Linked DNA regions of Homo sapiens: region 2 is linked to region 1. Evidence: chromatin contacts called from ENCODE Hi-C or POLR2A ChIA-PET data. All regions are on one chromosome and are shown on one strand. Each heading gives the region's core, a stretch centred on a gene start or an enhancer-like site at or near the end of the contact. The rest is flanking DNA. Distances are from core to core; before and after follow the strand shown.

Evidence for each region. Hi-C counts contacts between places; a loop is a spot of excess contacts on that map. ChIA-PET counts read pairs that join two places held with the same protein, here RNA polymerase II (POLR2A).
Region 2: a loop to region 1 is called in a map of heart left ventricle, with 2.1 times the contacts of the local background. The contact joins the enhancer-like site here to the promoter of CFAP161 in region 1. A Hi-C loop is called at or near these places in 2 of 168 maps with a recorded cell type or tissue (gastrocnemius medialis and heart left ventricle). POLR2A ChIA-PET finds 5 or more read pairs at or near these places in 1 of 52 experiments (activated B cell).

Annotation. Positions count from the first base shown.
Region 1 is chr15:81,130,152-81,136,946 of GRCh38, reverse strand. It overlaps CFAP161 (cilia and flagella associated protein 161), which reads right to left and starts at 2,677. Exons shown (of 7, transcript NM_173528.4): 1 at 2,549-2,677; 2 at 1,588-1,677; 3 at 199-431. The coding sequence starts at 2,617.
Region 2 is chr15:81,187,212-81,194,006 of GRCh38, reverse strand. It overlaps a transcript of IL16 not described here. Among named protein-coding and RNA genes, the nearest start is that of IL16, 6.3 kb to the left of the region's middle. RefSeq lists an enhancer at 3,275-4,474. Within about 2 kb of position 4,271, at least 12 of the 41 ENCODE cell types and tissues checked have a DNase peak (open chromatin) inside an H3K27ac peak, as active enhancers do; they include heart left ventricle, where a contact is called at or near this core.

The sequences.
Region 1 (6,795 bases), core at 1,428-3,927:
ATCCTGCTGTCTAAGGTAAAAAGGGATTGTAAAGTTCCTTTGACAATAATTCTCAAGGTAAGCAAAGCAAGATGAAAATCACGAAAAATGTTCACAAAACCTTTCCCTCCACTCAGTGGCTCCAATACCCAGGAATCTTTAAGCTACAAGTGAAACATATTTATGATGAAAATGAACTGAAAATTAAAGTCTCTTTACCTCAAAATGATAAAAGTGTTTCTGCCAATTGGGGTCTTGGCTTGAACTGCGCTCAGGCCACAGGGTACCTCTAATTCGTCTTTCAGATGGGACTGAATTTCATCTGGAGTCATACACAGGCTCAGGTCCCCACGCAGAAACACATCAGCTTCTGTGTCAGGATCATCAGGATTCACAAGCATCACTTTGTCACCGTAATGAATATAGCCATCTTCAGTTACGGAAAGTTGCATCTACAATTTTGATAGTAGTTTATTACATAAACCATGCAATTCCTCAACAGTTACTGCCAAGGCAATTTTCTTCCTTCTCGGACTAGTACCCATTTCATTCAGGATTTCACTTGGATTCCCTCGAACCCTTAGTTCCTTCTTCCTTTCCCTTCCCCTTTGCCAAGGCAAAGCTCCCAATAATTCCAAATGAAGTCGAATAAAGCTGGTTAAAATCACATGGATTTACTCATTATCCTAGAAATTCAACATTCATTGAAAAATTTGTCGATTACCAACTAAGGGGCATTTTACTTATTTACATATTAACTCATTTATTTCTTTATTTGTAAAATGCAGGTAAACATGATTTAGGGCAGACTGTTTATGTTTCTAAAATCTTAGAAGAATTTAAAACATTGCAAATTGTTTTTAAAAACTGTTATTTTCCAAATGGTAACTCAGTTATGAAATTTTTTTCTTGCTTAACATATACTCACACCAAGTTCAACAGAATTTTGAAAACAATGTCTGAATTTAAAGTTACCGGTCTCAATAAACATACGTGTGCATGTGTCTTTATAGCAGCATGTTTTATAATCCTTTGGGTATATACCCAGTAATGGGATGTCTGGGTCAAATGGTATTTCTAGTTCTAGATCCCTGAGGAATTGCCACACTGACTTCCACAATGGTTGAACTAGTTTACAGTCCCACCAACTGCGGCACTATTCACAATAGCAAAGACTTGGAACCAACCTAAATGTCCAACAACGATAGACTGGATTAAGAAAATGTGGCACATATACACCATGGAATACTATGCAGCCATAAAAAATGATGAGTTCATGTCCTTTGTAGGGACATGGATGAAGCTGGAAACCATCATTCTGAGCAAACTATCGCAGGGACAGAAAACCAAACACCGCATATTCTCACTCATAGGTGGGAATTGAACAATGGAGAACACATGGACACAGGAAGGGGAACATCGCACACTGGGGCCTGTTGTGGGGTGGGGGGAGGGGAGAGGGATAGCATTAGGAGATATACCTAATGTTAAATGACGAGTTAATGGGTGCAGCACACCAACATAGCATATGTATACATATGTAACAAACCTGCACGTTGTGCACATGTACCCTAAAACTTAAAGTGTAATAAAAAAAAAAAAAGTTACCGGTCTCAAGAGATTCTGTTTTAGTCTTCTACTTCTCTGTATGAGAAGTTTCCCCTTGTCTCTCTTCTCTAAGAAGTCTTTCATGAGCTCCTAAACAGAAAATCAACAAAAGTAGCCCTGAATAATATAGATGTTAGTATTAATAACTTTTAGGTCAGAAGCTCTTCCAAGTTGAAAAAGCAAAATTTGAGTACAAAAAAAGAGATGTGAGCATAATTGGAATGATGGAACGTTTTTAGCACTACTTTAATATTTTTACTACATTATAGAATGTTTAGAAAAATGAGAAAGGCAAAACAAAGAAAAAGAAACATCACCAGTAATTACTCCAGCCAGATACCATCCTAAATGACATTTGGAGGCCATGTCTCCCCTGCTGGGGTTTCCCTTGACCGTATGATGACTGACACTAGAAAGTTCACCCCTCCCCAATCTGACCCGTATACGAATGGCTCAAAGCCTTGTTAAGACCACCCTTGGGAGAATACGAGGCAGTGAGTGAGTACAACGTCAATAAAAGGAATACTCAGGGTCATTTAAGAGGGCAAGCGTGGCAGGGTTGGAGTGGGGAGGGATATTATTTCTACCTAGAACCTGTGTCCTCACCTGGCCCGCAGCCTGAGACTGTAAGACTCTAAGGAATACGGGGGACTTAGTGGGGCTCTAGACTAAGCGGGAGACACAGGCCAGGGGCTTGAGAGTCAAGGCATCTGACTTTGGGAGGCCAAGGGACCCAGAGAAAGAAAAGTCAGGGTGCTCGGAGTAGAGGTCAGTGAGACCTGGGTTTGCAGTTCGGCAGGTGAGATTCCTTGGGAGTTTAGAGAAGTGGGGGATTTTAGAGGTATTCGCTGTATGCTGGGAGAGAGAGGAGGCTTGAGGCGCTCAAAGTAGGAGACTGAACTTAGAGCAGGGTCTGGGAGTTCCTGAGCTGCGGGTCTGCGCCTGGCCACACCCTGCGTACCTCCTCCAGGTAGACATCCTCATTCCAGTTGCCTATCCGGACTCCCGGACCATACACGTTCTGCGCCATCGCTCCCTGCTGTTCAGCAAGTGGGCCTCCCTCCGACACCATGCGTTAGCGTGGCGCGTCGCCATGACGACCCGGCCCCAGGCGATTGGTCAAGGTCTGGGACCCTGCTGGCCAATAAGCGACAGCGCGCACCCTCGCCCTGGGGCGGGAGATGGGGCGTCTGGGTCAGCGGCTGTCTGTGGCCCTCCAGCCCGCCCCACTTCCACCTCTTAGATTTCCTTAACTGCAGGGTGGGCGAGAGGGAAAACCCTGGCTGACAAAGTGCTTCCGAGAGAGAAATTTAAAGCTTTCTTTCTATTAGAATCTAACCGAAAAGTGCTATCGAGTACCCCTTGCTTGTCGAGGCAACAAAGAGGAGCTTTTAAATGGAAGCACGGCTTGCTTGCAGCCTATTTTTTGTAATCAGCAGCAGCAGCAGCAGCAGCAGCAGCAGCAATTTCGCCCTAATCATAAAACAATACCTGCTCAATGTACACATTTGGAAACCAAAATCGCATAGAAAGAAGAAAGGAAAATTAATAATTTCAGGGCCTTAAAAGTAAGAAATATACCATGTTAGTATATTTCTGTTTATAGGTTTCTGAGGTTGTCCATATTTTTGCGGACTTGACAGCATCCTCCCTCCCTCCCTCCCTTGCTCCCTCCTTCCCTGGGTCTCAAAGTTAAAGGACGAACCTGTGATTTGCAGGAACTCTTAAGAAAACCAGACTCTGCTGTAGCCAGCATTAATAAAACAAAATATTATTTTCTGGGGAGGGGAGGGATACCAGTTACTGTAGGACTACCGGAGGCTTGATGCAGATTGAATGCATTCAGTAATTTACCTCTATTTAGTGTCTAGTAAGACATGACTGAAATGGAAGACAGGAGCCTCCGCTCCCTTCAGCAAACCCAGTCTAAAAGAAAAGATAGTTCATGAAAACGAATTACTTAAGGAAGACTGTGGAAAAATGCAATTAAAGATGTGCTGATGGGCTGGCGTGGTGGCTCAAGCCTATAATCCAGCACTTTGGGAAGCCGAGGCAGGAGGATCACTTGAGCCCAGGAGTTCTAGACCAGCCTGGGCAACATAGTGAGACCCCATCTCCAATTTAAAAAAAAATACATATATATATATATATATATATATATATATATATATATATATATATATGCTGATGAAGGGCCATGGAGTTGAAGGATCCTTTCTGTCTTGAGGAACTGTGAGAATGGGAATTGGATGGCCTTTGAGTGATGGGAGAGGGGCTGCTTTGGAGCTGAACTGGGAAGGATTTGAACTGGCAGGCTGAAGTGTAGAATAAAAATAGGAACATTCCCACATTCTGATGAATCCACCAGCTCTGTCAATATATCACCACATTCGAGGATACTTCTGAAGGACACATAGGACAAAGCAGTTAGATCAGATAGTATACCACTAACTGCATTTGATAAATTCAGAAACTGAGACTCAAAGAAGCTAGCAGTCTAAATTCAAACTGCTAAAAGTTGCTCAAAGAAAGGACTCAGTCCAAACTTTCCGACTCCAAAGTCATGTTTGTTTGTTTTTCCTTTTAAGTATTTTTCATATTCCTCATAAAATCAAGAATAAAACAAAGCAGCTCTAGTCTCTACATTTTTAACAAGGTTCTAATGATTGGGTCATTCAGTAAGTCCTTACACTGATACAGCTTTGCTCCCACCTACTTCCTTAGTGCTATTTTTGACAAGTATATTACATTTCTATATATAATAGACCCAATAATACAATTATACATAGTGTTTTATACAATTGCTTTAAATCACTCAGGAGAAGAAATATCTTTATTGGTGCTCTATGGTATTTTTCTATGAACACAAATTACTGCTTTGTGTTGTTTTCAACCTGAATAACTTCCTTCCATATTTCTTATAAATCAGGTCTGCTAGCAACACATTCTCTTGGTTTTTGCTTACCTTAATAAGATGCTTTTTCTGGATACATGATTCTTTGTTGATAGCGTTTTTTTCTTTCTTTCAATATTTTAAATATGCCATCCTACTACCTCTGGACTCCCTTATTTCTTTTTCTTCCAAGACAGAGTCTCACTCTATCAACCTGGCTGGAGTACAGCAGCACAATCTCGGCTCACTGCAACCTCTGCTTCCCAGGTTCAAGCAATTCTCATGCCTCAGCCTCCTGAGTACCTGGGGCTAAAGGCATGTGCCACCATGCCTGGGTAATTTTTGTATTTTTAGTAGAGATGGGGTTTTACCAGGTTGGCCAGGCTGGTCTTGAACTCCTGACCTCAAGTGATCGGCCCTCCTCAGCCTTCCAAAGTGCTGGGATTACAGGCATAAGCCACCCTGCCCAGCCATGGCCTCCATTATTTCTGATGAGAAATCAGCTATTAATCTTATTTTGCTTCCCTTACACATACTCTTGCTGCTTTCAAGATTTTTTTTGTCTTTGTCTTTAATATTTTAACTAGATATATTTGGATATTGACCTCTTTTCTTTTATCCTGCTTGAGCTGCCTGAATATGTAAATTAATGCTCTTTTCATCAAATTTGGGGAATTTTCAGGCCTTATTGTTTGGAATATTTTTTCTGATCCTTTGTCTGTCTTCTGTCTTTATGAAACTCCCATCATGTGTATATTGATGCACTTACTGATATCCTGCATTCCTCCAAGATGCTATTTGTTTTTCTTCATTTTTTTCTCTCTGTTCTTCAGATTGCATAATTTCTATTGATTTGTCTTCAAGTTTGCAAATTTTTGTTTTGCTGGCTCAAACTTACTGCTGTATTCCGCTAGTGAGTTTTTTATTTTGGTTATGGTACTTTTCAACTACAGAATTTACATTCGGTTATATTTTATAATTTCTCTCTATTGATATTTTATATTTCATAATGAAACACTATCATCATACCTTCCTTTAATTCTTTAATCATGGTATCCCTTAGTTTTTTGAACATATTTATAATGGCTGCTTTGAAGTCTTTGTCTGCTAAGTCCAACATCTGGGCTCTGTCAAAGGCAGTTTCTGTTGACTTTTTTGTTTGTTTGTTTTTTATCTTCTTTCTGTCTGTGGATCACAGTTTTCTGTTTCTTTGCAGGTCTCATGATTTTTTGTTGAAAACTAGACATTTTAGATACAGGAATACATCATTTTATTGCAATTCACTTTATTGCACTTTGCAGATATTGATTCTTTTTTTTTTTTTTTTTTTACAAATTGAAGGTTTTTGGCAAGCCTGCATCAGGCAAGTGTGTTGGAGCCATTTTTCCAACAGCATACGCTCACTTCACGTCTCTGTGTCACATTTTGGTAATGCTCAAGATATTTCAAACTTCCTTATTATTATATCTATTATGGTGATCTGTGATCAGTGATTTTTGATGTTGCCATTGTAGTTGTTTGGGGCACCATGAACCATGGGCATATAAGATAGCAAATCCAATCAATAAATGTTAGGTGTTCTGACTGCTCCACCTACCAGCCATGTCCCCATCTCTCTCCCTCTCCTCAGGCCTTCCCAGTCCCTGAGACACAACAATATATAAATTAGGACAATTAATAACCCTAAAATGGCCACTAAGTGTTCAAGTGTTCAAGTGAAAGGAAGAGCCAAATGTCTGTCTCTGTTTTGTTTTTGTTTTTGTTTTTGAGATGGAGTCTCGCTCTGTTGCCCAGGCTGGAGTGCAGTGGCACGATCTTGGCTCACTACAACCTCCACCTCCCAGGTTCAAGCGATTCTCCTGCCTCAGCCTCCCAAGTAGCTGAGACTACAGGCGCATGCCACCACACCCAGCTAATTTTTTGTATTTTTAGTAGAGAGGGAGTTTCACCATGTTAGCCAGGATGGTCTCACTCTCCTGACCTTGTGATCCACCTGCCTCGGCCTCCCAAAGTGCTGGGATTACAGGCGTGAGCCAAGTCTGTCTCTTAAATAAAAAGCTAGATATGATTAAACTGAGTGAGGAAAACATGTCAAAAGCCAAGATAGGCTGAAAGCTGGGCCTCTTGCATAAAGCAGTTAGCTAAGTTGTGAATGCAAAGGAGAAGTTCTTGAAGGAAATTAAAAGTGCTATTCCAATGAAAACACAAATGATAAGAAAGTAAAACAGCCTGTTTCTGATATGAAAAAAGTTTTACTGGTCTAGATAAAAGGTCAGACGAGCCACCACATTCCCTTGAGCCAAAGCCTAATCCAG
Region 2 (6,795 bases), core at 3,022-5,521, 55 kb before region 1:
ATGTAACAATTTTAACTAGTAATGTAACATGACGCAGAATATAATTTAACAATTTTAACTAGTAATGTAACAATTTTAACTAGTAATGTAATGTTACTAGTAATGTAACCTGACAGTAATGGACATGATGATAATAAATTCTCTCTGCATTTAGCACTTTCAACTTAGACAGAATGTTGAGGCCAAAACTTGATGATTTTATTGTACGTCCCCACTTACGGATGCAAACACTGAGACTCAGAGAAGTTACATGTCCAAAAAGTGCACGTCCAAGGCTGTGCAGTCAGAAGCCATTGGTCCCTTGATTCCCGCTCCCCGGCTCTCTTCCCCTCTTTCCCTGGCCCACAGCAACATATAGATTCAAACCAAGGGTTTTAACTTCATACGAAAATTCTAGCTGACTTCCATGTAGACCATGCTGCCCTCTCTCTGGCCTTTTTTTCTTTCAAACTGTCCATCAGGCTTGCATCCTTTCAAAGTAATATTCCATCACTAAGATACTTACAATCACGACAAGCAACTGAAGCCAGTCCACAAGCAAATATACCACGCACATGCCAACAACTCCCAAATTCACTTCTCCAGGCCTGGACTTCTCCTTGAATTCTGACTCTTTTTTCCTACCACTTGCTTAACATCTTCAGCTGGGGTTTAACTTAAATTTCAAAAGTAACATTGCCTGGCTGTTATTCAGTGAGGCAAAAAAAAGGAACACTGCCAACAGTACTCTTGATTCCCCCCCTAATAAAATGTTTCTTCCCTAAACTTCCACATTTTGGTAATTGTCACTAGCATCCATCAATTTCCCAAGCCAAAATCCTCAGTATCAAGGTGGGAAGAACATAGCACAGGCTCTGAAGCCAAAATTCCTGGGTTCATCTCGCAGGTCTGTCCCTGCCCAAGTGCATGATCATAGGCAGGCAAAAAGGCACTTCTCTGTGGACTGGTTTTGTCATCTATAGGCTGGCTAGTGCACTAACATCCACCTCACAAGGTTTGTTTGGGCTAAATATGGTAATACTTGTAAGGTTCTTAGAACAGTGCCTGCCAGAATAAGCCCTCTGTGAGTTTTTATTCATCTTGATCCCTCCATCTCTCTAACCTTCCACATCACATCCAATTTATCAGTGATTCTCGTTGGCTCTATCCCCAGAAGCTATCCCACTTTCTTTCCGCTTCTCTCCATCTTCACTGCCGCCACCCTCCTCTTACCAGTGCCTCTTGTCTGATTATAGCTTTCACCTTCTAACTGGGATTCTGGTTCCTATGCAGACCTTCATAATCCATTTTTCACATAATAGCAGGTAGGCTTTTTGAAAATATAAATTGGATCAGCATAAAATTTGCAAGGGCTTTGAATTACTTTTAAAAACTGTTTTTTGTTTGTTTGTTTGTTTTTGAGACAGCATCTTGCTCTGTGGCCCAGGCTGCAGGGTAGTGGTATGATCATAGCTAACTGCAGCCTTAAACTCCTGGCTCAAGCAATCCTCCAGCCTCAGCCTCCCGAGTAGCTAGGACAACAAGCACATGCCACCACATTTGGCTATTTTTTCTTTTTTCTTTTTTTTTGTAGAGACACGGTCTCTCTGTGTTGCCCAGGCTGGTCTTGAACTCCTGGCCTCAAGCAGTCCTCCTTCCTTGGCCTCCCAAAGTGCTGGGATTATAGGCATGAGCCACTGCACCCAACCACTTTTTTAAAAATTTAATAAACTTTATTGTTCTGAGCAGTTTTAGCTTTACAGAAATATTGCATAGAAAGTACAGAACTCCCGAATACTGATCTCCCTCTCCACACACACAATTTCCCATACTATTAACATCTTGCATTGGCGTGGTACCTTTTTACAATTGATAAATCAATACTGATACATGATTATTAGCTAAAGTTCATGGCTTACGTGATGGTTCACCCATTGTGTTGTGCAGTTCTATGGGTTCTGACAAGTGCATAGCGTTATGGATCTACCACTGTAGTATCAGACAGAGAGATATATTTACTGCCCCAAAAATGCCCTGTGCTCCACCCCTTCCAAAGGCTTTGCGTTGTTTTCCAAAATAATACCCAAATTCCTTACAGTGTCCCAAAGGAGCTAAATGATCTCACCCTTGTTTATCTCCCAAACTCCAGCTTCCACCTCTGCCTCTCCTGCTCGCTGCATCCCACAGCCACCCTGGCCTTCTGGCTCTTTCTTGAATAAGCCATGCCCTTGTCACCCTAAGACTTCTGCCCTAGCTGTTTTCTCTTACAGGAAAGTTCCACTTCCAGATCTTCATATGGCTGGCTCTTCCCTGACTCCATCTCCTAAGTGGGATCTTTCTTGACCACTCAACCTAAACCAGGCACTCACCGTTACCTCTCCTTATTTTATTTTCTTCATAGAACTTGCCAGCATTTGAAGCTGTCTTGTTAGTCTGCTTGGGTACTTACATACCACCCATCCGCCCCATCTAGGTCCCACACAGGGACCTCATCAGCCTGTTCACTGTGGGGTCCCCAGCACTAGAGCATGCCTGGCCCATAAAGGGTTGATAAACATTTACTGAGTGAATCAATGCATAAATGAATGAATAAATGACTAATGCCATGTAATGAGTTTCTACATTTGTTTGTAGTTTTCAGTTTACAAAGAGCTCTTCCAGACATTTCCTTAGCGTAATTTATGTGATTAGGCCCAGGTTTAAATGGAACTTAAAAAACATATTCACAGTATCTCTCTTAGCTCCTAGAAGCCACAGATTAGGAAACAGAATGTTCTCTCCAAGGGAAGAGAGTTTAGTTCCAAGAGCATTCATGACCCTCCGGTTATGACAAGAAGAATCACTTGGTTTAATTCATGGCTCTAAAACAAATAAAAAGTACTCAGAGATATAGAACCTTGGCTGATTAATAACAGCAACAACAAGCATTTGTGCAGCACTTGCTGTGGGCCAGTGTGGAGGCTGAGGCAACTCCATCTTGGGTGCTAATCCCCCATGTTGGATTCTGATTAACTCCAGTTCCAGGAAAGTCTCGTAAGGTTTCTAGTCTATCTACTGTTCCTTGTATAAGAGCATGTACTTATCCTACCCTTAGGTCAAAACAATCTTGATGTTATTGTACTTACCATAAATCCTGACCTTGAGCAATCACCCTACCCATTCCTTCTGAAGCACTGTACCCTTCTCCTATGATATATAAACCCTGGGTCTGGGGTGTAATTGTGGGGATTCACCATCTTGTCTCGCCGTCCTAGACACAGACATGGCTTCTGGACATAAGTCCCTATTCAACATTTCTTTCTAAGAAACTGGATTTTTCAGCTTCTTTCTTTGGCCCCTCAACTTCCTCAGCCTTTGGGGGTAGGTTTGCATAGGCCTGCTCACCATGGAACAGCTAGACACAAGGCTAAGTACCATCCACACAGTATCCAGCTCCACAATTCACTTGGAGGGTTGGTACCATAATGATTTCCCCTTTTTCTTATAAGAAAGGGAGGAAGAGACATCACAGGGAGTAAAACAACTCAAAGCCCAAAGTACAGAGCCAGGATGTTAACCCAGGATTATCTGACAACAAAATCCAGTCAGTTCTTGTCCTTGTAACAAAAGCTGAGTAAGTAAACATTGCCGTGCTGAGCATCTGTAGATTCCTACCCATCCCCTTCAGCCCTATCACATGGGTGGGCTTAGAAAGGGTTAAACGCCACACTGGGAGGGAGTGGTCAGTGCCTGGGTGGTGCTATTTTTAAGGCCAATATTAGGATGGTTTGCACAGCACCACCTGGCAACAAGAAAAGGCCAGGTATTAATGAGTGACACACCCGGGGGAGAAGGGGGAGAATGTTTCCACTCAGCAAGACTTTGGCAGGAACCATGTGTTCAGTTTGGGGTCTTGCCTTTTACAAGGGTGTGGAGGCAGTTGAGTCCCTCGTCTTTTCTGGCTGTCACAGAATGTCCGAGATGCCCTGGCCAGGGGCCCTGGCCTGCGTGGCTTCAGACAGGACAAGGGTGGAGTTCGAGGTGGATGGTGCCCAGCTGTGCAAAGCAGTTATTTGTCCCACGCTTTCAGTCTTTCTGCCCACACAAGTATCTGAGGAACGCCGCTTCCTGCCTTGCATCAGAAAGCAACATTTTTAAAGATTAAGAAATCCCTACTTTCTTCTCTTAATTTGTTGTTGTCATGACATGACTGACTCAATAAGTAAAAATTTTAAATCCCTGCCCAAGAACACAGGCTTGTCTCTCCGACGCTTGAAGTTCCTCCAGATGCTTCGTGCATCCTTCCACCTCCACATGTCAGCACACTCTGCCCTTTCTAAGCAAGAGCTTCAACAAGCCCTGCCTCCAGTGAACTCTTGTATGTTTTTCAAGGCTTGGCTCAGAATCACCTCCTCCAGGAAGACTTCCCTGACACCCCCTCCCAACTCACACATTAAATCACTTGACTGGTCGTAGTGGATCAGACCTGTAATCCTAACTCTTTGGGAGGCTGAGGTGGGAGAATCACTTGAGGCCAGGAGTTCAAGACCAGCCTGGGAAAGACCCTGTCTCTACAGCAAGACTCTGTCCCTACAAAAATAAAAATGAAAAATTAGCTTGGTATGGGCCAGGTGCAGTGGCTCATGCTTGTAATCCCAGCACTTTAGGAGACCAAGGCAGGTGGATCATTTGAGATCAGGAGTTGGACACAAGCTGGGTCAACATGGAGAAACCCTGTCTGTACTAAAAATACAAAACTTAGCCGGGCACGATGGCAGGCTCCTGTAATCCCAGCTACTCGGGAGGCTGAGGCAAAAGAATCGCTTGAACCCAGGAGGTGGAGGTTGCAGTGAGCCAAGATCGTGCCACTGCACTCCAGCCTGGGTGATGTAGTGAGACTCCGTCTCAAAAAAAAAAAAAAAAAAAAATTATCTTGGCATGGTGGCATGTGCCTATAGTCTCAGTTACTTAGGAGGCTGAGGCGGGAGGATTGCTTAAGCCCAGGCTTAAGCCAGGAGGTCAAGGCTGCAGTGAGCCTTGATCATACCACTGCACTCCTTGTTTCAATAAATAAGAAATAAATAAGGAGCTGCCCTTCTGTCCTCCCAAAGCACTCCATGCTGAGTTCTCTCATCCGTGTGTCTGCCTTACCAGTAAGAGAATAAAGCCTTGCTGCCAGGGGCTGTGCCATATCTTTCTTTGTAGCCCTGGTATTGAGCATAGTACCTGACACAAACTGGATGCTAAGTAGCTGTGAGAGGAAGGGATGAGAAGAGGAAGAGAAAGAAGAAAAAAAGGCCGGGAGGAAGAAGGGCAAAGGAAGGAGGGAAAGAGGGATTCTTTGTGATCAGATGCATAGACACAGAGACAATATAGACACATCAACACATGGATCTAACCTGTTACAGGCATACGTATGCACGTGCACACCCTAGTCACAGGAGGGGTTTGCATTGAAAAGAGCACTGGTCCAGGAGTCCAGCAGCCTGAGTACCTATCCCCTGGGCTGCTGCTGACTAGTGTCTGACCTGAGGGAAGCCAGTCCTCTTTCTGAGCATCAGCTTCCTCATCTGTAAAATGGGTTATTATAAGACTTATACAGAACGCTCTCACTGCCTGAAATACAGTGGACGTTCAACACGTACCAGCTCTGCCTTCCCTCAGCTCCATCTCGCCCGCAGTGCTCCACACACCCTCTGCAATGGGAAGAAAAGAACAGCAGTGTGCAAGAGCCAGAAATGCCTGTGTCTATACCCTCCCCCTCTCCACCTCATAACAACATAGCGATTCAGACGGCTGAAAGCACATCTGCCCGACACTACCTGCAATCTATTTTGTGCTGTTTTTGTATTCATCTTGCTAGCGAAAGGTACATGCATTGCCTCCAATGCCCATTCTAGTCTGGACTGCAGCAGGAAATATGAGGACAACTCTAGTGGGAACAGCTTGGCACCCATCACTGGGCCTTAGGGTCCATGGGGGCTCAGGTGAGGCCCTCAGGATAAACAAGGACATACAAAGCCTCAATACAGTGCTCACCACCCATGGGGCCCCTGCTCCATCTCCTCTTCCCTGGCCTGTTTCTAACCTCACTGTCAGAACCCAAAACTGCAACCCTAATCCCAAGCCCAGAGATAGCCAGGACCACTCTCCGTACCTTGTTGCCCTTTAGCCCAGAATAACCCATGGCTTGGTGCTGCTTTCTTATCCCAGAACCCCCAGCCAAAGTCTGCACTTGAACTCATCATGAGGTCTGCTCACCACAACTGGGGGCCTTTGCAGGCAAAGGTTCTGCCCCCACGGTCAAAGGAGGACAAAGCAGGTGCCATACTTTATTTAATCAGGTCTTTAAAGTTAGCAACAAGTTGTGTATTATCAGCAAAAATTGAAAGCAACTGAGAAGGGCACAAAAGAGCTTTATGGGGTGATCATGATGGTAATTTTTTTGGGTGGGGGTGAACAAAGTCTTACTGTCACTCAGGCGGGAATGCAGTGATACAATCATAGTTCACTGCAAACTCAACCTCCCAGACTCAAGCAACCCTCCTGCCTCGGCCTTCCAAGTACCTGGGATTACAGGTGTGCACCGTCACACCCAGCAAATTTTTAATTTTTTTAGAGATGGGGTCTTGCTATGTTGCACAGACTGGTCTTGAACTCCTGGGCATCAGCCATCTCCCTACTCAGCCTACAAAAGTGTAGCGATTACGGATGTGAGCCACTGCATCCAGCCAGTGATGATAACATTTTATGCCTTGCTAGGGGTGTGCTTTACACTGGGATATACACTTTTCACAATGAACTGAACAGTGCACTTAAGATACATACATTTCACTG